2 separate regions of the Mus musculus genome follow, and region 1 is linked to region 2. A link is a loop called in an ENCODE intact Hi-C map of the cell type or tissue named here. Cell type or tissue: gastrocnemius. All regions are shown on one strand. Each heading gives the region's core, and the rest is flanking DNA. Links, peaks and the distances in the headings are about the cores only.

Region 1 (8,344 bases), core at 36-8,035, 470 kb before region 2:
GAGTTCCAGGACAACCAAAAAATGAGCCTGTCACAAACAAACATAGCATGGCTCTGTCACAAACTGTCCTGAAATGCAAGACAACCAGTGGTCAATAGCATGAAATGCAGGCAGGTCAATAGCATGACCCTTACACAAATAAATAAATAAATTTAGCATTCGCTTTTTGGGGGCTTGGTAAGATAAGTGAGCCAGTACTTTGTCTGCTGCTCACACATGAGAGCTTGAATTCAGATTTCTCCAACACCCACATAGAAAGCTGGTGCTCTATAACACACTACTGGTAGGGTAGGTAGACACAGATAACCCCTAGAGCTCACCCATGCAGGGTAGCCAACCAGTGAGCTCTTTGTTCAGTAAGCCACCCTATCTTAAAAATGAGGTGCAGAACTATAGACCTCTGTCTTCTACCCACATGAGCACACACATGCACACAAACACCGCACACAGGAATTCATATGCTGAAACTACCATATGATCCAGCTGGATATAGATCCACAGGAAATGCAATCACTCATCACAGAGGTCTGCATTCTTATCACTTACAGTGTCCGTGATTTAATTTGTTTAATCCGATTCAATTTAAGTGTTCTGCAACAGATAAACAGACCTTTTTTTTTTTCTGAGTTCTTTGCTTTTTAATTACATTTTATCACTTGGTTTTTTTATTATATATTTTCTTTGTTTACGTTTCAAATATTATCCCCTTTCTCCTCCCCGTCACCCACCCACTCCTGCTTCCTGGCCCTGGCATTCCGCTACACTGGGGCATAGAACCTTCACATGACCAAAGGCCTCTCCTCCCATTGATAACCAACAAGGCCATCCTCTGATACATATGCATCTTGAGCCATGAGTTCCACCATGTGTACTCTTTGATTGGTGGTTTAGTCCCTGGGAGCTCTGGGGCTACTGGTTAGTTCATATTGTTGTTCCTCCTATGGGACCGCAGACCCCTTCAGCTCCTTCGGTCCATTCTCTAGATCCTCCATTGGGGACCCTGTGCTCAGTCCAATGAATGACTGTGAGCATCCACTTCTGTATTTGTCAGGCACTGGCAGAACCTCTCAGGAGACAGCTATATCAGGCTCCTGTCAGCAAGCTTTTGTTATCATCCACAATAGTGTCTGGGTTTGGTGGTTGTATATGGGATGGATCCCCAGATGGGGCAGTCTCTGGATGGTCTTATCTTCAGTCTCTGCTCCAATATCTTTAAAATATACATATGTAATGTATACTGAAAGAAGAAATTCCATCATTTGTGAAAGTGCAGTGTTCCTGGTGGACACTGTTAAAGATGCTACTTCCTGTAGCATCTAAAGGACCTTGCGGTGGGGGGCTTAAAGAATTCTTACTGAGGGCTGGCAGAGCAGGATTGGGAAACTGTCAATCACAGCTGGGAATGCCAGTCATCAGGAGACCAGTATTCATTCAGGAAATCCATTGTTGAGCATGCTGGTTATTACCGAGCCATCAAACACATGACAGCGACTGACAGGAGGTTGTAAATGTTCCTGCTGCACCAAAATAAGAAGAGAGAGAGAGAGAGAGAGAGAGAGAGAGAGAGAGAGAGAGAGAGAGAACAGATAAGCACCCGAGAGCATGGACGTGCCGCATGGCTCATTGTCATCATTCCACGATGTGTGTTGTGCATGGTCTAGGGCATCACGGATGCAAAATATACAAACTAAAGTTTTGGCTTGCCCATCTTCTAAATGAACACTTTAAGTGTTAAGTTAATTCACAGATATAATGTATAGGATGGCATATCCAGTCAACAAAGAAGATGATGCTATCCCGAGGTTGTTATTAACTGCAGTTTTAAAAACAGAATTATAGGCCAGGTGTGGTGCACAAACCCTTACTCCCAGCCCTCAGATGGCAGGGACCCAGGCCAGCCTGATTACACACAGGGAAACATAAGCCAGTTAGCATTACACAGACGGGCCCTGTTTCAGAAAAACAAGGAAAGGAAAGAAACTAAGGAAAATGTGTAATTTTTTTAATGTACACTGCATCCCATAGGAGTACAATTAGAGCAAGTCTGATCTTAAAACAAAAGCAGGTAGCAAGAGTGGGTGTGGCCGATATGCTGATATGTAGCGCTCTGATAACTATCTATTGCTCTAAGCAGCAACATAGACATCCTTTCACCTCTGCCATTAAAAGGATATTGAGAGTTAAAATAATCACTAGTTGAATTCACTATAACGATATGACCTGGATAGAGAAAATATGGAAGTCAGCAGGAATGGTGGCACAAGTCCGTAATCCTGGCACTGCGTTAGGCAGAAATGGGAGGATCACAAGGTCAACAGCATTCTTGGCTACGTAATAATTCGACACCAGCCTAGGCCACAAGAAGGAAGGAAAGAAAGGACACAGGTGTCCAGCCATATGAACAGACATGCCACACTGCTACCTACTTCGAAGGAAAATTTCCGTGTATTTAAGATTTGAAAGAGGAAAAAGTCATAATAAGTCAAACACCGAATGGAGCCCCTCCCGCCACAGCCCCTGCAGTACATTCACAGGCTCTATCCTTCACTCAGCTGTAAGCCTGCTCGGTGGGAACGCTTCATGATAGATAACAAGTGTGCTCTTCTCTCTGCGTCTGCACATGGATCAAGAGGACCAACTGCTCAGACTGTGGCCGACCTGTGGTGACCTTTAGTTCCTGATACCATATTGTGCTATGCTCTGCTCTCTGACTCACTGGGAGAGCTGCAGTGACAATGACGAGAACAGGGCATGCTCACTCTGCTTGAGTAACGTCGCCCCCTGGAACTGCTCCTCTGCAAACTTCCTGTTTTGAAAGGACCCGGTCAACACCTTCCTGCCCTAGGGCCACAAATCCTGCTTGTCCATTATCAAACCCAGAAAAATGGGAACAAACTATAAGCTCCCCAGGACCTGGAGCCCAGTCATAACTATCTATCTACTCTGATATTTCTGTACCACTTCTAGTGTCTTCCCACGGGGAGAGGGTACATGAGGAGAAACCACTTCCTAACTACTGCTCTTTCGAAACCCCACCCCTTTAACCCATGACGTAATTGCGCTTTTTCCCCTTACATTCTCCAGATGTGACTACATGTGTCCGAGACACCTTGTTGGTAGCAGGAATGAGTACTTACCATGGGGCAGGAGGAACTGTACGGGTTCTCTGGCTGATTTAGACAAGGCTAGTGTTTCAAAGGAACCGTTTCATAATCCAATAGTTTTATGATTGTTTTATGATCCAATAGTCTTTGGGTAGCAGAATACATCATTTCCCACTAGTAGAGTAGGAGGAAGGAGGAATATCAACTCTTCCTCACTTCTCTTCTATCCTAAAGTCAAGGGCAGCCCTATACAAAGCCAGCAGATGGCCACTGCCCCTCCCTTTAACAATGCAAGGGGGACTAGCCATTGAATGCTTTGGCCTGCTCTCTGTTCAACACAACTGCCAAGCTCTTAAGGTTTTCAGGATGTCTCCATTGTGATGCTAATTTGTCTGACTTTCTGGGCAATTTCAAATTGCTCTGGTTATTCACTTTCAAAGATTATAAAATAATAATAGGTCTGTGTCACATGCATCTCCATGGTGATGGCCAGTCCTTGGTGGGAAGCTTTCCAGCTGAGTGTTACTGTTATAAAGGCTGCACCTCCCGTGTTTCCAAAGAGCTCAGAGCTCGGTGCCATCATCACCTGGGAATGTTTATAGTCTTAGGTGAGGTAAGAAGATGACAGAAATATGTTTTAATCCCCGTTTTACTTACCTCCGAATTGTTCTAGAAAAGATGTTTAGAAGTGTATCTCTCAGTGCTCATGGGAACCACGGGAAGGTTTTAAACAAGAGAGTAACATGGAAAAGCCATTGTTTGTGCTACCGGAGGACGAACTGACTCTGGATCCGTAACTCTTGGTGATTTGATGGTTTTACTACTGGAGAAGTTCATGTGTGTCTCCTTTCTGGTGTAGGTCAGTGGGTTACCAACCCCAGATCTCAGCTGGCAACTAGATGGAAAGCCCATACGCCCCGACAGTGCTCACAAGATGCTGGTCCGTGAGAATGGGGTCCACTCCCTCATTATAGAGCCAGTCACGTCCCGGGACGCCGGCATCTACACATGTATTGCCACCAACAGAGCAGGACAGAACTCGTTTAACCTGGAGCTTGTGGTTGCTGGTAGGTGGCCTGTGATTTCTTTCTCACTGCTGAAACAAGTTAGTGGGCAAAGAAATGAATTCTGTGGTCAAGTAATGACTTTATGAGTTCCAAATTTTAAATCTTCAAAAAAAAAAAGGCATTTCAGGTGGCAGCCAGGGAATCCTGGTGCTGAAATACTCGGCACCACTAGGTGGCAGCAGTAGGTAAGGCCTGTGCGAGCCTGTTGACTTAATTAGAGCAATGCTCTCGCAGCTGCTAGCAATGACTCCGAATCTCTGAGGCCTGTCAGGCAGGCATTCTGAGGAGCAGATGGCCGGGCACTATGTGGGCCTATCAGTCTTGAATTAATTGAGGAAATAACGTGAGTGGAATGAAGCGTACAGACCTTTGCTTGAGGGGAGGGCTAACCTCTTACCACCCGACGTGAAAACAGTACTTCATCTTTCTAAAGCTCCCGAGTTCCTCGCAGTGACCCTTTGGCATGCCACTAACAGATCATTCCTCTCGTGTTCCCTTAGCTAAGGAAGCACACAAGGCCCCTGTGTTTATGGAGAAGCTACAGAACACGGGGGTTGCTGATGGATACCCAGTGCGGCTGGAATGCCGTGTCTCGGGAGTGCCGCCACCTCAGATATTTTGGAAGAAAGAAAATGAATCGCTCACTCACAGCACTGAGCGAGTAAGGTAAGACTGCACGGTGGCTTCGTCTACCTCAGAACTTGCACAGTCCCGGTGCTAGCTGAAACGACGCATCAGATACTGCATGCAAATCGGTGAGCGTAAAAGCCATGTACGTTATCATCAGTGATGTGCAAGACGAGAGCCACACTTCGTCCAAATGTAGGCTTAAGCTTTGGAAGAGAGCAATTTTGGGATGTGACAAAGCAGATTCTGACTTAACCTGGCTGCATTTTTGAAATGTGTATATCAGAAAGAAAAGATAGATTCGTTTGCTCCCATGGTGGTGGCCCAGCCTGTGGTTTTGTAAAGGCGGGTCTTCCCTTAAGAATTAGTGCATGGATTTACTCGCCCTCTTGAGGTCTGCTCTGCTCTCCCATTAACTTAATGGGGCTAGCTGCCTCTCTAGAATAAGTATGATCCTATTATCTGCTGCTCGCACAATTCCGTTTCTAATGACCTAATTAAAAATGATGCTTCATGTCCAAAGCCACTTTTTAAAAATGTAGAGCCCTAATGACTTTATCTTTTTCCGCAGCATGCACCAGGATAATCATGGCTACATCTGCCTGCTCATCCAGGGAGCCACAAAGGAAGACGCTGGGTGGTACACTGTGTCCGCCAAGAACGAAGCAGGCATTGTGTCCTGCACTGCCCGGCTGGATGTCTACAGTGAGTGCGCCTCATTTCATCTCGGTGCATTTCACACACTGAATGGTTAAGAATGAGATGGCAGAGTGATATATCTCATTACTCTAAGCTTTACATTTCTAAGTTAATATGCCAGGATTTTATTTGCCAAAAAAAAATTCATATTACTCTTTCTCTTTCTGTTTGTAGTTTCCCGACATTAATAGTGAAACCCTTCCAGGAGAACAAACACCCAAGTATCTCCAGGGTCTTTGATTGATTAGCGAGATGTGCATGTTGGTTTCTTAGGCTGGCTGGTCAGCTGCGCCTTTCTCACTTCAGCATCGTAGGGGTTAACATAAAGGCATCCGCATCTTTCACATTTTCTTATTTGTGTATTCTGCAAGTGACTGTCTCTAACCATTTCCTCCCAAATCATATTTTTTTCCGTGTCTTGGGGTAGTTTTAACATGGCTATACCTTGATTCTGGAATGTGGACTTACATAGCTAAGCGCTTTCCTCATTAAAATATCTTCAGCAGCTCTTGGCAGTAGACTCTTGAATGTGTGTATGTGTGTTTGTATACATGCATCCTAAATTAAAAAAAAAAAAACCCTACCAACTCAATTTCAGGACTACAACAGAATTATATGACCCATTGATATAAAGATAAATAAATAAAAACACTAGAAAATATTTCTTTTAATTCCAAGAAAATTACCTCTGCTTGAGAAAGTAATAGTCTTTTGAAACTTTCTCAGATGTCTGGTTCTCTTCAGTTTATTAATGTTGAGATCTATCTAGACTTCCTAACTATGATTATTATTTTTAAAAAAAAAGGGAAGGAATCTAGGTCAGATATAGGAAACTTATCAATTGCTCTGAGACTTTCCACTCTGCAGATACTAGAAGAACAAAACTTTCTGTGTTGCCTGGCTTCCCAGTCCCACAGGCACAGACAGACAGTGACTTGGGACACCTGGAAGCAAAATGCACAAGTGCCTCCGCATTGTCCACATCTCTACCATGGTTGTTCATTCTTAAACCCAGAGTCCATCTGTGGGGCACTGTAGAGGTAGCCAGCAGTTAAGAGCACTTCCTGGTCTAGCAGAAGACTCAGGCTCAGTTCCCAGCTCCCACATGGCAGCTCTTAGCTGTCTAATACCAGGGTAATCTGGTACCTTCTCCTGGCTTCCCAGGCACCAAGAACATACTCAGTGTACATACATATAGGCAAAACACACATACACACACATAGAGGCAATAGGAATATACTCAGTGTGCATATATATATATATATATATATATATACATACATACATACACACACACACATACACACACACACATACACAACCAAAACATTCACACACATAGTCATCAGAAACATTCTCAGTGCACATACCTACATGCAGGCAAAATACTCACATATATAAAAAATAAAGTTTTTAAGCAATTGTATGTCCCTGTTATATATCAAAAGACAGTTTTGTGTGTGTGCTTCTTTGGTTTTAGAGGCAGGTTATGGCTCTGCATTGCAGGCTGGCCTATAACTCACCATGCAACCCGAGCTGCCCTCAAACTTGCAGTAATCTCCTGCCTCAGCCTCCCAAGTGCTGAGATTAGGGCCACAAGACAGTCTGCATTTACTTAAGCCTCTAAGGGATTTCCAAGTATATCTTTGTTAAAAAAATCTTCATTTGCTCTCTTTCTTTGTAGCCCAGTGGCACCAGCAGCCACAGACCACCAAGCCAAAAAAAGTACGGCCCTCGGCCAGTCGCTACGCAGCACTTTCGGACCAGGGACTAGACATCAAAGCCGCTTTCCAACCTGAAGCCAGCCCATCTCACCTGACTCTGAACAGCGGCTTGGTAGAAAGTGAAGACCTGTGATGGGCGCCCTTGTTGAAGCTGAAAACTGAACGCCAGCGCTTCCACCAGCCTACTCCTCTGTCGCATTATGGGAAAGGCAGAAGTATACTTTTGACTTAGGAAATTGAAAAAAAAAAAAAACAAAACACCAAAATCATATTTTTCTTACTTAATAGAGAGTCTAAGTAGGTGATGCTTATAGAAATGTACACATTGCACAGAAAATTCACATTTATTGTCCAAGTTAAGACTTTTGGAACTGCTGTGATTAAAATGGTCTGAAATGCCAAAATGCCAAAAGAAACCAACCGTTCAAAGGTAACCACAATTGATGTTATTTAAGTGCCTTTAAATACAAGCTATAGGTGCTATAGCATGGCAGTGTGAATGTTGGAAAGATACGATGACTTTGAAGCACAGCGTCTACAGATGGCCCAGTGAACCTCATGCGCTATGGGGGGGATGAGAAAGAGAAGGGTGGAGACAGCCGAGGGAATGCCTTGTCTTTGCAAACTGCTTATGTTACATCAGAAAGAGGGAAGTCCTTGCCTTAAATTCTGTTCATATCAGGAGTTTTCCTTGTCTGTTATCTTATCAGGAAGCTTGCTTACAATCTGTGGTGAATAAAAGATTACCTTAAAGTTAATAAAGGGTTCTGGAGAAAGCAGACATTTATTACAGTCCATTCCACAAGAGGCATCCAAACCATGACCAAGGCATGTGGCATTTGGGGGAGGCAGGTTTGGAAGGCACAGAAAGAAGGAAGGAAGGAGCTGCTGCCCACATGGGGATCTCAGATCCATTTAGGTGAAACATCAGGGCCAGGCCAGGCTCTGCTCTGGTTTTCCCCGAATCCTTGAAAACACAGGTGTAGAAAACACTGCAGTTAACCTGTCAAGGACTCTAGGGGGACACCAGGAGGTGTGGAGCGCATGCGTGGTAGAAACTTCCATGTAGCTGACGTGTGTAGTAGTTGAAGATATTAGTGTGTAGAGCAAGTTGGACATGATA
Region 2 (8,344 bases), core at 44-8,043:
TAGAGGCTGTCAGATCTCTTTGTGTTCAAGGGCACCAAGGTCTACAGAGAGAGTTCCAAGATAGTCAGAGTAACAGAGAGAAAGTCTGTCTTAAAAAGCTAAGAAACTGGGGGCTGGAGAGATAGATGGCTCAGGGGTTAAGAGCACTGATTGCTCTTTCAGAGGTCCTGAGTTCAATTCTCAACAGCCACATGGTGGCTCACAACCATCTGCAATAGAATCCAATGCCCTCTTCTGGTGTGTCTGAAGACAGAAACAGTATACTCACATTCATAAAATAGATAAATTTTTGTCTTAAAAAAAAAAGAAAAGAAAAAGCAACCAATCAACAAACAAAAGCAAAACCATGCACCAAATCCTGAGTTACTGCTTATTGACCAGGAAGTAATAAGTACTACTCATATAAAATTGAAGTACTTACAGTGCTATATCACGTTTACCTAAGTACTGACTTGTAAAAAAAGATTCGAATTGAATTTCTGAAACATCTTGAAAGACAGGAAACAACACAAATTGAGGACAGTATATATATGCATATCTATACATACAGGTGAAAGAAACAAAACATACTTTTGTCCACATCATAACTCTGAGAGAAGAAACAAGAATGGTTAGCAGTCCATTTTGAAAACCACCTCTTGTCTACTTCAACACTGAGAGGCTAGTGCGAGCAACAGACATGTGAATTGACAGTTTAACTGCAAGCTGAGCAACAGCTGGCTCACTGTCAAGAGAAAAATGACAGTACAAAGGATATGCATCCGTTCCTACAGCTGTGCAAAAACTCACTCCAAACTAAGCAGCTTAAAACAATATCGGTTTATTATCTAATTCCCTGGTTTAGGCAGGTATATGATTTAGGTAGGTATATTAAGCTCTAAGTCAGAGGGGGCTACATTCATATCTGAGGCTCAGCATCTCAGAGCTCTCTGGCTCTAGGAGAGTCGTTTCTCCTTAGTTACTGGCTAGAGATCAGTTATAATCCAGAAGCCAGCTATGCTTTCTTGCCACATCCATGCTGGTGGCTACCGTCCAGGTCAGCAGACACATGTTCCTACGCTTCTTTTCCCTTTCCAGTCTCCTATAAAGGAGTCGCTCTGTCAGTGTAATCACGGGAGTGCCCCTTTATCACATAATGTAATCTAGTAACAGGAGCTACCATCAGCAAGTTCTACTCAGAACCCAAGGGGAGGGAACGCAGGGTGCACATCCTAGGGAAGGGAATCCCTGGGACTGGTTCAGGATTAAGCTTATGAGTATCGAATACAGGCCTGTACTTCTGAAAGCAAAGGGGGAGAAGGCAGCTGACAGAACAAGGATGGCTGAAGACATTTCTGAGAAAGCAGGGAAGCTCTGGGCTTTGAAAATAAACTCAAAACAGTTAAGTTCTCCAAGGTTCCAGAGTCACATTTGCCTAAAGGGAACATGTGAACCAAAGAAACTAGGTAAATGGCTGTTGAGGTGACTGGCTATCCAGGTAAAAGAATGGAGGCAGAGAGGCAGTGGACAAAGAGGGGAGCTGGCAATGGAGAAAGGAGAGTAAGTGGAAGACAGGAGAATCAGCAGGTGCAGTGCACACACTTAGGAAGTCAGTCCTGCTGCTCAGCAGAAGTGGGGCAGAAGAGCACCATAGAGGTGGGGACAGCTATCCTGGAGAGTCTAGCAGTGGCCAGTTAAGGAAATCTTCTGAGAATTAATTTTCAAGGTTATGTGAAAAGTTCTAATGAGCATATTTGATTTTGTATTTGATTTGTGAAATTCCCTTGGGGGTAAAATCTGTATTACAGCCACCACATGAAAGTTTTAACCGATTTTATAAATGTCACACACGAATTATTGTTTATTATTACATTACATATTAAATATACACAGATAAGGAATAAAGCATAATAAATGCTACAGAATTCTAGATAAATGTTATTGGTACATGAAGAAAGTCATACACATTTTACAGAAGAGGAGACTGTAGACAAACAACAGTTTACTCGATTGGGATCAAATGCCTACCTTTACTTCACCGCTTCCACCAGCCCTTAAAACATTCCTCCATCCTTGTTCCCTGGCCCTATTTATCCTCTCCAACTTTTGGGGAAAGAAAAATAAACAAAATACCATTTCAACTACTTAATATAAAACATATAGAATACATTTAGCAATAACATACAAGTCAGTGTGCTTCCTTAAATAAGGCACGTGTGGGGAGGGGCAGATGCACTGTGGAGACATCTCTTACCCGCTGCTTCTCTTGCCGCTTCATCTGCTCAGCCTTCAGGAACCTAATCTGTAACAGTTTCAGACATTTTCTCAGAACCCGGTTCTTATCCCCTACAGCCAGGCAAAGGGAGAAACACAAGGCAAACAACTACCTGATCCTTTTGCTTCTTTTCTTTCTCAATAAATTCCAACCTTCTTTTTTTTGCTGCTTCCTTAAACAAAAGGAGAATATTTATATCAATATATACATATATATTTTTTTAAAGACAGGGTTTTTCTGTGTAGCCTTGATTGTCCTGAACTTGCTTTGTAGAACAGGCTGGCGTCAGACTGAGGTCTGCTGGACTCTGCATCCAGAGGGCTGAAATTAAAGATGTGCGCCACTACTGCCCAGCTCTATTAATAATCTCTACTTTTTATATTTTCATCAAGAAAATATATCAACACGAGAGTGACACCAAAAGAAATAAGGAGATGTGAAATGAAGAAAGCAAGATATTGTAAATATTTGAAAGAAACAAGGTGGAAAGGGTTAGAGGCTCTGTAACAGTGATTCTCAACCTATGGGTCGTGACCCCTGGGAAGATAAAATGACATTTTCACAGGGGTCACATATCAGATATTACGTTACGGTTCATAACAGTAGCAAAATTACAGTAAGAAAGTAGCAGTGAAAATAATTTTATGGTTGGGCGTCACCACAACATGAGGAACTGTATTAAAGGGTCAAAGCAATTAGGTTGAGAAGCACTGCTCTATAACATTAGTGGGTTTGCTGTTGTCTTAAGAACTATTTTGAAAAGCTTTAAAATAAACACACATGTGTCTTTATACCTCAGACATTTTCTTCCTTTCTTCTCCAGAATTCATTTTCTTCACGGGAATTTGATGGGCCTGGACAAATAAAATAAAATAAAGCTACGAATTAGATAAATTAGGCAAGACACTCATTTGGAAATTACAAATTTGTGGAAGTTTAAAGTAGGAAAAGTTAAAGCCAATACGGTCATAAATGTTTCAAAATTTGTTGTACTACCTTTTGATATGCCTTTCACTAAAGAAACTGGAATATGACCCTCAAAGAAATCATGAAAATGGGCTCCTTATCATCAAACTAGTTTTGTTTTCACAACATATTTTTAAAATATTTAATGATTTATTTAAAAACAATTTAGTGGTGGTGTACACTTTTAATCCCAGCACTCAGGAGGCAGAGGCAGGTGGATTTCTGAGTTCGAGGCCAGCCTGGTCTACAGAGTGAGTTCCAGGACAGCCAGGGCTACACAGAGAAACACTGTCTTGAAAAACCAATATATAATTATATATATATAATTATTTTATTCAATATTTAAATTTTTAACATGTATTCAGTACATTTTTATCATGTATACTCCCAAATTCTCACCTCTAACACTTTTTGTATCACCAAGCCCCAACATGATTTTGAGCCATGTACATTCTTTCTTATCTCTCCCCACCAATTCCTCCTGGGTCCCCATCAACACACATACCTATTTCAATTTCCTCTCTTTTTTGTTTTTATAACTGAGTCTAATAACCCATATATGCCCATGTGTGTGTGGGGGGGGGTCTAGCCAATGAATCACCAGCAACATATTAAGGGCACACACCCAAAGAAAAGTGACTCCCCTCCTCCAGCAGCAATCAAATTCAGGTTGTCAGACTTTGTCGTGAGTCGACTAGCCCAAGAAGAAGGTGTTCAAGATGGCTGCATATTATCGATGGGTTATAAATTATTTGATCTTCTCTATTGTCTTACATAGAGAGTATTTATGGGATAAAATGCCAAGCTGGCCCTCTGAGATCATCTGATTACTTTCAGAATGCTATTTCTACACTGAAGAGATACACAGAAATACCATACTAAGGAAATTGTTCTGGTTTCTGTCACCTACAAAACAAAAACAAATGAAAGTGAGCCCACTGCTAACACATGCTCCTGCAGCTCCCTCTGGTGGCTTAGTGTCAGCAGCCTTAAAGAAATGCCTGCACCTCCAGTGAAAATATGCCAACCTCCCATAAACTACTGCAAATCTCAATATAAAAGATGTTTCATAGTTTTTCAGGGAAGTGGCCTTTTTTAAGAAAACTAATTTAAAAAGGAATCATTCAAGAAAAGTGAGCAATAGGCACTTACTATCTCCCAGTCAGGCAGTGTGCTACTAGCTGACACCACCTCAGCTCTTCAGGAAGAAAGAAAGAGCAAGGGTTCTGGGAGATGAGGAGGCTGTGGAAGCCTGCTTCAGAAAACTAAAATACCGCAAAACTTGCTGCTTCCTCAGTCTATATCTGTGGTATGACGCTTGACAGGTTTCCTATCTATTTGGTTGCTATGTTTTGTTTCTATAATTCTTTAAAATTTTCATAACTTTACTTCGATTCTCTTTTGTTGTAGTAAAATATACAGAATAAAATCCTTTTTACCACTGCAAGTGTATGTTCTGTGTCATCAAGCAAATAGTCTCTGTTGTACAGTGAATTTGTGTTAGGTTACATCTTTTACAAACAAGTTATGGCACATCTCAAGTGTTGGTTACTATTTAGTTTTCAATGGGTTGGCTTAGAAAAATCAGGCTTATTTGCTTAAAAAAATTCAGAAAGTGGTGGACTTGGTGGCACATGCCTTTAGTCCCAACACCTGGGAGACAGAGGCAAGAAGATTTCTATGAGTTCCAGGCAAGGCTGGTCTACAAGGTGAGTTCTAGGACAGCCAAGGCTATTACACAGAAAGACCCGGTCCCAAAAATAACAGAACCAAAAAACAATTTAAAAAGTGATAACCTTGCCTAAAACCCCAAAGCCAGTAGGTAGCCTTTATCATCTGAGCCAGTTTCTCCATCACTCAGGTTATGACAGGTGGAATCTATTATTCTGAATATTAGTACTAGGAATACAAAATTTCCACTGCATGCAGCTTGTGTACATGGAATACTAACTGAAAATGAAGGAAGCATTAATAAAAACACTTTATTTGAGTCCATCAGCTATACAAAAAACCACATGGTTTCAGTCCTGGTCAATAAGGGACCTTTACCATATTATTAATTCAGCCCCCATTTCCTTCTTTTTTACAGACTAGTGTGTGGCCAAGAGGTAAAACAAGTCTATTTCTACAGGTTCACACAAGTGTGTATTTCTTATTGATTTAAAGACACAAGTATGTCTGCCCTCTTTTACCCATGGCCAATATGAGTTTTATCCCCAAGAAATCAGACAAGCTATGCATGTCTATATTACAACTGTTAAACATAGGTTGCATGTGTAAATACTATTTGGAATAAATAGGTCTTGAAAATATCTATGAAATAAATTTACTTTTAATTAATATTTTTTTAAAAATCTATAAAAAATGAAACATGTTTGTAAAGAAATTTTGGTATGGAACATAAAATTTTTTAAAAGCATATTTGTAGCAGTGAAGTCAACTTAACTGATTTCATAGCAATAGACTATAATGCAATTTTGATGACAACAAGTGAAATACATAGAATTTGCTTAAAGAAAGGCATTGTTTGGATACTGAAAATGTGTTTCTCCCTTCTTTTATTTTTCAAAGTTGTCAAAAGCACAGTAAGTCAATTTCAGATTTATCCAAATACTTCATGGAAAAAAATGACATGATTATATTAAAATAACTTCAAATACCAATGTGCTTCACAAGAAACCAAGTTGTTATCACCCAAATTATCTATGTATGCAAAGAATCTATTTCAAAAGTTGTTTTTTATTTATTACTAGATGCTGAAATACTTACTCTAAATCATTATCCACACAAAAGCCAGGCTTTCTGATGTTTATCCGTAACCTTAGAAGCTGTGGGCCAGTAACCTAGTCAAAATAGTGAGTTTCTGGCTTCCTGAGAGACCCTGTCTCAAGAAATAAAGTGTAGAGGGACAGAAGGTACCTGAAGTTGATGGCTGGCTACCACATACACACATATATTATACACAGCACATACACACATACATTATATACCATACCCACGAAGGAACATCTCAAAGAACACTGGTTTAGTTGTGCCTAAAAGTAGGGGTTTTATTTGTCCTTTCATCCTATTTAGTATAGTTAGAAAATAAAGGGGATTGCTTTCCTAATAGGAATTTAATTCATTCAATCGTTTATTCATTTAAAAAAACTGAGAAACTTGCCATTTTGTGCAAACATGTATAAAACTGCCCAAAAGATGACATTCTAATAAACATGGCATTAGAAGAATATACATAAGGTCCTGAAGAAGTTCTGATAAGGAGATTTGTCCTATTGTCCATTGGCAGGGGCAGAAGACCATGAGGAAAAAAATGAAAAAGGTCTGTGGTAAAGAGTATTAGCATATTTATAACATTTCTATCCCTTTGATCACTGGGAAACTTTAAACATAAATGCCACTGCTGCCAATGTGACAGTGTCCTTGGCTATGATGCCAGCATCCTATTTGTTAATCTAGAAGGTAAAGCTAGAGCACTCATCGTAAACAAGTGGCTCCTGTAGGTTTTTGTTCCCTCAAGGGATTTTATTGTTTCCATAGTTAAATGATAAGCGATGAGAACATAAGTATTTTACCCGGCAAGGGCTTATAAGAAAACAGTGCGATACTGAAGGGACTTGGGCCTACAAAAGGCAAAAAAAAACACTCAAAAGGAGGGGAGGGAACAGATCAAACAAAAGAGAGGACAACGTGCTTACAGGGCATGGTCAGTAACTGGTGAGAGGCCCACTTAGCTGCTATGCTGAATCTAGGAGCAGGAAAAGGTGGAATCCTGAGAGTTCCACATCACCTAAGTGCGAGCACGGAATTTACACAGCAGTACTTTGGACATGGATCTAGTATATACATTTTTACTTCCAAGAGCCTGTTTCTAATCTAATAATTTCAATTTTTAGATTATAATAGGAAGTTAAAGAGATTTTATTAAGTTTTAGTGTGTTTAGCTACTAATGATCCTAGCAAGCTATGGGTCTTTTCTAACTAACTAATAAATAAATAAATAAACAAATAAATAAATAAATAATGAGAATTTTTTTTATGATTGATTTTATCATAACATTCTCTGGTGTGATTAAGGAAGTCTACTATTATCATTTTGTCTCCAGTTGTTTCTCAGTACTCATGAACTTGCTACAAATGATAGGAAGGACAGGAGAGACAGCCCAGTAGTTAAGAGCACATTTGATGCTCTTCCATAGGACCTTCTTTCAAGTCCCATCACCCACATGGTGGCTCACAACCATTTGTAATTCTAGTCTCAGGAGATCCAATGCAGTCTTCTGGTTTTCATGGGCACTGCAAATGCAGCAGTGCACAAACGTACATGCAGGCAAAACAATCATACACATAAAAGTAAAAACAAAATCTTACTAAAAGTACAAATAAAGAGAAGATGATTTTTCTAACATGAGTTTCACTAAGATGTTGGATATCAGTTCTTTGAAAAAACTAAGGTCTCAAAGTGACGTGATGCCTAAGTTACCACTCATTTATTCACTTATTCAATAAATATGTATAGAAAGCTTATTACAGGTCAGAATATATTTTCAGTGGCAATTTTTGGTGACCAATATAATAAAACCTTCATACTCCTGAGGTTTATACACAGAGATAGGAGAAACACTATTACTAAACAAACAAGCATTTGATAATAATGTGGAGACAAACAAAGCACAGTAGATTCCCAACATAGATTACAAATGTGGGAAAGAGGTGGCTATTATTGATACGGTATAATCACAAAGTGAATTGTGAATACAGATATTGTCTTTAGTTATCTTTTATTATTCTTTTCTATTAGTGTGATAAAACACCATGAACAGGGCATCTTAGAAAGTGTCTAATTTGGGTAATGGTTTCAGAGGGTGTGAGTCCACAATGGCATGGACAGAGTAGAGTGCAGAAACAACAGAGAGCTCACATCTTGGTGCATAACCTTGAGGCAGAGAGAGAACACTGGAAATCACATGAGACTTTTGAAACTTCAAAACCTGCCCCCAGAGACACACCTCTTCCAACAAGGCCATCCATCCTAATCCTTTCCAAGCAGTCCTCCCCACCGCGGACAGAATTCACATATATGTGCCTATGGTAGCCATTCTTATTCAAATTATCACAGGAAGA

The links. Hi-C counts contacts between places; a loop is a spot of excess contacts. Peaks named below come from ENCODE experiments on the same cell type or tissue, not always from the same donor. Only the 100,000 strongest peaks of a DNase experiment are listed, where the experiment ranks them.
Region 1: a loop joins it to region 2, with 7 times the contacts of the local background. A loop is called at or near these places in 22 of 42 quality-filtered maps.

What each region holds. Positions count from the first base shown.
Region 1 is chr8:61,512,362-61,520,705 of GRCm38, reverse strand. It overlaps Palld (palladin, cytoskeletal associated protein), which reads left to right. Exons shown (of 22, transcript NM_001293772.2): 19 at 3,964-4,171; 20 at 4,672-4,837; 21 at 5,370-5,503; 22 at 7,182-8,344. The coding sequence ends at 7,354. Among named protein-coding and RNA genes, the nearest start is that of Cbr4, 29 kb to the right of the region's middle. In gastrocnemius, for the core only: a CTCF peak has its summit at 4,342 (motif pointing right); DNase peaks (open chromatin) are centred at 3,603, 4,082, 4,383, 5,461 and 1 more place; H3K27ac peaks cover 209 bases.
Region 2 is chr8:61,037,997-61,046,340 of GRCm38, reverse strand. It overlaps Nek1 (NIMA (never in mitosis gene a)-related expressed kinase 1), which reads right to left. Exons shown (of 33, transcript NM_175089.4): 12 at 3,049-3,108; 13 at 2,367-2,426; 14 at 2,234-2,281; 15 at 2,008-2,082. Among named protein-coding and RNA genes, the nearest start is that of Nek1, 49 kb to the right of the region's middle. In gastrocnemius, for the core only: a CTCF peak has its summit at 4,193 (motif pointing left); a DNase peak (open chromatin) is centred at 4,186.